2 separate regions of the Homo sapiens genome follow, and region 2 is linked to region 1. Evidence: chromatin loops called from intact Hi-C (ENCODE). Cell type or tissue: endothelial cell of umbilical vein. All regions are shown on one strand.

What was found. Hi-C counts contacts between places; a loop is a spot of excess contacts. Peaks named below come from ENCODE experiments on the same cell type or tissue, not always from the same donor. Only the 100,000 strongest peaks of a DNase experiment are listed, where the experiment ranks them.
Region 2: it touches region 1 in a loop (2.8-fold over the local background); 3 of 110 quality-filtered maps call a loop at or near these places.

The regions. Positions count from the first base shown.
Region 1 is chr13:44,709,493-44,711,992 of GRCh38, reverse strand. The region is part of intron 2 of LOC105370185 (a long non-coding RNA gene); the gene reads left to right. Among named protein-coding and RNA genes, the nearest start is that of LINC00407, 70 kb to the right of the region's middle. In endothelial cell of umbilical vein, no CTCF peak of the experiment used is centred here; a DNase peak (open chromatin) is centred at 1,172; H3K27ac peaks cover 1,794 bases.
Region 2 is chr13:44,931,982-44,934,481 of GRCh38, reverse strand. No RefSeq gene overlaps it. Among named protein-coding and RNA genes, the nearest start is that of TRE-TTC2-1, 15 kb to the right of the region's middle. In endothelial cell of umbilical vein, no CTCF peak of the experiment used is centred here; a DNase peak (open chromatin) is centred at 1,451; H3K27ac peaks cover 2,500 bases.

The DNA.
Region 1 (2,500 bases):
TCTAATGGAATCAGAGAGTAAAGCTAAGAACAAAGTTCTTACTTAGCCAGCATAAGTAAAACCACAAGAATATGGCACAGCAGACACCGCCTTTATTTGTCACATGAGGTAAAAATAAGGACAATCTAGTTCAGTCACATGGTCTCAACTAAAAATATTAGTGAGGGCAGAGTTATGGCTATTTTATTTTTATCTTATCCTTTTGAAAGTTCTATTTTTGTAAATATTTTTAACATACATAATATGTTAAAATGGCTTTATATGTACATAACTTTATAAAGAGATAAACATTTCATGAACTAGTGTTCTCAAACTTTTTTATTACTGGTGGCATGTGCAATCAAAACAGTACAGAGACCACTGCGAAAGAGAAGCAAACTAAAGCAAAAGAATATTCAACTGGCTGGGTGCAGTGGCTCACATCTGTGATCCCAGCACTTTGGGAGACCAAGGTGGGAGGATTGCTTGAGCCCAGGAGTTCAAGACCAGCCTGGGCAACATAGGGAGACCCCGTCTCTACAAAAAACTTAAAAATTAGCTGGGCATGATGGTATGTGCCTGTAGTCCAAGCTAGTTGGGAGGTGGAGGTAGGAGGATCACTTGAGCCTGGGAGGTCAGAGGCTGCAGTGAGCTGTGATCATGCCACTGCACTCTAGCCTAGGCAACCGAGCAAGACCCTATCTCAAAAAAAAAAAAAATTATTATTATTTCTCCAAATTCACAAAGCAAAAGAGTGAGAGCCAGATATAAGTTCTGGCTTGCTAGAGTCCCAACCACAGCCAGCTCCCACCTCTCAGGGGCTCTTTGATCTCCAAACTCCCACCTTCTTAAAATTTTTTTTCTAATATTACACAGTATGTGAATTAAACCCAAGATGTAGTAAAATAATGCTGTGGAAAGAATGAGAGTTCTGGGGTCAGCTGTAGGAATGTTGTCCAGGCCCTGCAATTTATCAGCCCTCTAACTCCCAGGGGTTTCGTTTACTCCTCTATCAAATGCAGGTGAATGACCTCATAGAGTTGCTGTGAGGATTACATGAATTAATAAATACGAAGTTTCCATCCTTCCCAGCCCTTGTGGCTATTATATTTTAATTCTAATTCATGAAATTTAACTCTAGAAAGTGAGTTTGGCCCAAATACTTCCATGAGTCAGGAGTCCTGTGGAAATGAATCATTTCCTCCATCCCCAACATACTCACATAGACAGCACCACCTCCACATCAACCTGAAACCTGAGACACTTTCACTTCAATTCTCCCCAGCCTATGACATCTGCACTGCAGTGCTCCCAGGACTCAACACTGAGCCCCTCTAGGATGCCTCACTCTGCCAAAGAGAATGTTCAGTTTCTTTTTTTTTTCTGGATGTAGTCTCACTCTGTCGCCTAGGCTGGAGCACAGTGGTGGGATCTACAGTGGTGGGATCTCGGCTCACTGCAACCTCTGCCTCCCAGGTTCAAGTGATTCTCCTGCCTCAGCCTCCCGAGTAACTGGGATTACAGACGCCCGCCACCACACCTAGCTAATTTTTGTATTTTTAGTAGAGAAGGAGTTTCACCATGTTGGCCAGGCTGGTCTTGAACTCCTGACCTCGTGATCTGCCTGCCTCGCTCCCCCAAAGTGCTGGGATTACAGGCGTGGGCCACCATGCCCCGCCTCAAGAATGTCCAGTTTCTATAACTCTCTTGGCAATACTAATGTACCATGTCACTAGGAGGCTAGATATGGAAGCCATGTTCCCTAGGGAGTCATATCAGAGTCTTGGAGTGGTGGTTTGGCAAAGTAGATCAATATAAAGGTGTAATTTTATTTTTATTTTTATTTATTTTTTTCATTTGTTTCTTTTTCTCTCTTTCTTTTTTTTGAGACAGAGTCTTGCTCTGTTGCCAGGCTGGAGTGCAGTGGCGTGATCTGGGCTCACTGCAACCTCTGACTCCCTGGTTCAAGCGAGTCTTCTGCCGAGTAGCTAGGATTACAGGCACGCACCACCACGCCCAGTTAATTTTTATATTTTTAGTAGAGATGGGGTTTCACCATGTTGGCCAGAATGGTCTCGATCTCTTGACCTCGTGATCTGCCCACCTTGGCCTCCCAAGTGTGCTGGGATTACAGGCATGAGCCACCGTGCCCAGCCTCATTTGTTGTATTTTTTTTAACTCAGCATCTAAAAGGGTATAATTTTATACTTAGAAAAAAGCTTGCATAATACAAACTACAAAAGGTAAAACTCAACAGGCCATGTTAACTGGTGAGGATATCCAGAAGAACCTGTGACTGTAATGGTGGGAGGTGGGAGGGAGTAGAGTTAGGGGAGCTCCTAAAGGAGGGAATTTCAGAAAAGGGTGAGTGTGAGAGTTTTATGTCTATAAAATGGGGACAAGGCTTAAAAACTAATGAGCAAGAGGACAGACAAAAGATTTGAAGAGACACTTCACCAAAGAAGACATTCAGGTGGAAAAAAAAGCATATAAATGGATGCTCAGCATCATTGGTCATTAG
Region 2 (2,500 bases), 220 kb before region 1:
GGAGGCTGAGGCATGAGAATCACTTGAACCTAGGAGGTGGAGGTTGCAGTAAGCTGAGATTGTACCACTGCACTCCAGCCTGGGCGACAGAGTGAGACTCTGTCTCATAAATAAATAAATAAATAAAAAATACTGAGTCACGATAGTAGAAAATCCATTTCCTCGCAGAGGCAGAGAAAAAAGTTCTGAATTGGGTGCCTGTTTGTATTACAAGGCTGGATGATTTTCTTTTTGATATTTTGAAAGGGATATTTTCCAGAACAGATTTTTAGACTGCAGCTAAAAGCATAATGCTTGAATTTGGTAAGCACTTATTAAGTCTCATACAGTTTGTGGTGGCTGTGATGATATAAGACTGAGAGACAAGGAGAAATTTCTCAACAAATGTCAAAATTGGAAGTGTCTTATATTGTTTTAAAATTGGGAAGAGCTAAGGAGATGGAAGATATAAATCAAATAATGTACTGAGTTGGACTGGCAGAGCCTGAGGTACTTACTACCCTTAATTACTTGGCAAGGACAAATGACACTTGGAATTAATTGCTCACTGTGTCAGACAATGTGTTACTTTGATATAGACCAGTGGTTCTCAAACCAGGATGATCATCTCAATATAGATTCCCAAGCCTTGCCCTGAGATTTCAATTTTTGTAGGTATTGGGGTGTGGCCCAGGAATATTTTAACAAGCTCCCAGTTGCTTCAGATGATCAGACAGGTTTGGGAAGCACTGATTTAGACTATTGTCTGTGCAACAGGAACCCTTTTTGTGGGGCTTTTTGCTTGTTAAAATTCAGATTGCTGAGCTCCACCTCCCATATTTCTGATTCATAGGTTTTGAGTGGGGCCTTTGAATTTGCTTTTCTAATAAGTGTTTAGGAGATGCTGATGTGGCTGGTCCTGGGACCACACTTTGAATACCACTGACATAGACCATCCCCAAGACTCCTGGGCACACTCAACAAAGAAAAATTCCATAGCGAGGTCTCCAGTTTTTGTGGCTCAAGTTTTTGCATTTCCTTTTCATGTTCTACTTCGTGATTTCTTTTTTACCCTGGAATGAGCATTAACTGATGGACCTCTGTCCCAGGGGAAGGTTTGGAGAGGAAAGAAAATGAAGTCTGTTGACTAGGAAGGTGGTAGTATAAGGAAAGTATCCCAGAAGTTGTGTAGCTGTGGGCAAAACCCTCGTTCTGTGACCTTGGTTTTACTGTGATCTGGCAGGTCTCCTCATCTTCCTGAGCTCCAGCCATGCTTCCTCAGTGTGCTTCCGCCTGCCAGGAGGCGTTTGCTCTTCTCTAAGTCTGGAAAGCTCTTCTCGTTTCCCTATTGTCTTATTGCTTGCTTAAACTTGAGTCTCTGCTTGGTCATCGCTTCCTCAGGAAGCCTTTGCTGACCTCCCTCAGTGGGTCACTCCTTTTATACACACTCAGCACCATGTACTTGCCTATCTCAGCAGTTACCACAGTGGCAGTTTTTTATTTCCTTGCGTGATAATTTGATTTGTCTCTCTCCACTAGACTGTAACCTCTGTGCTTTACAATGTAAAAAACCGTATCTGTTTGTGTTCCTATTGTGTTCCGGCCTCAGGCACTGTGCCTGGCACATAGTAGCTGAATGAGCAGCAATGAATGGGGTCACACTGTACAAACAGAGTGGCAAGGGCAGGGTAGGTATTCCAAACTTGGCTGCATTTCTGCCTGCGTGTTTCTAGAAGATACTGCTATTCTTATAATTTCCTATTTTTTGCTCAGATTCATTTCTCTTATTTTCCAGAGTCCTGACAGTACGACTACTATTTATTGAGTGCTGACTACATAGGCCAGGCATCAGCTATGATCTCACATTTGACACTGATTTAGGAGGTCAAGAATCTTAGTCTACTAACATTTAAGATAGCATTTTTTCCCTGAGATTCTAAAAACCACAATGTGTGTTGTAAAGATACAATCTATAGATAAAAGTAATTTTTTAAGTTTTATATTAAGGAAAAACAGCAAAAGCAATTTTATTTTTAAACTAAGGCTTTTTATGGAATTGGGGATAGGTGGTGCCAAAGGATAGATAGTAAGGTGATTTCCAACGAATTGGAAATAGGACTGCCCTCTAAATCTCATAACTGGTAATGTCCAGAAAACGCACTCACTTTATAGAGACAGGGTAGTTTGGTTACTGGCTAGAACAAGGCTTGACTAACAATACTTAAATGTCCAAACCATATCTATGTCAATAAGAAAGGGATTGTGGCGTGGTGGCTCATGCCTGTAATCCCAGCACTTTGGGAAGGCAAGGGGTGGGCAGATCACCTGAGATCAGGAGTTTGAGACTAGCCTGGCCAACGTGGTAAAACCGCGTCTCTACTAAAAATACAAAAGTTAGCCAGGTGTGGTGGTGCACACTTGTAATCCCAGCTCCTGGGGAGGCTAGGCCAGGAGAATCGCTTGAACCCAGGAGGCAGAGTTTACAGTGAGCCAAGATCGCGCCACTGCACTCCAGCCTGGG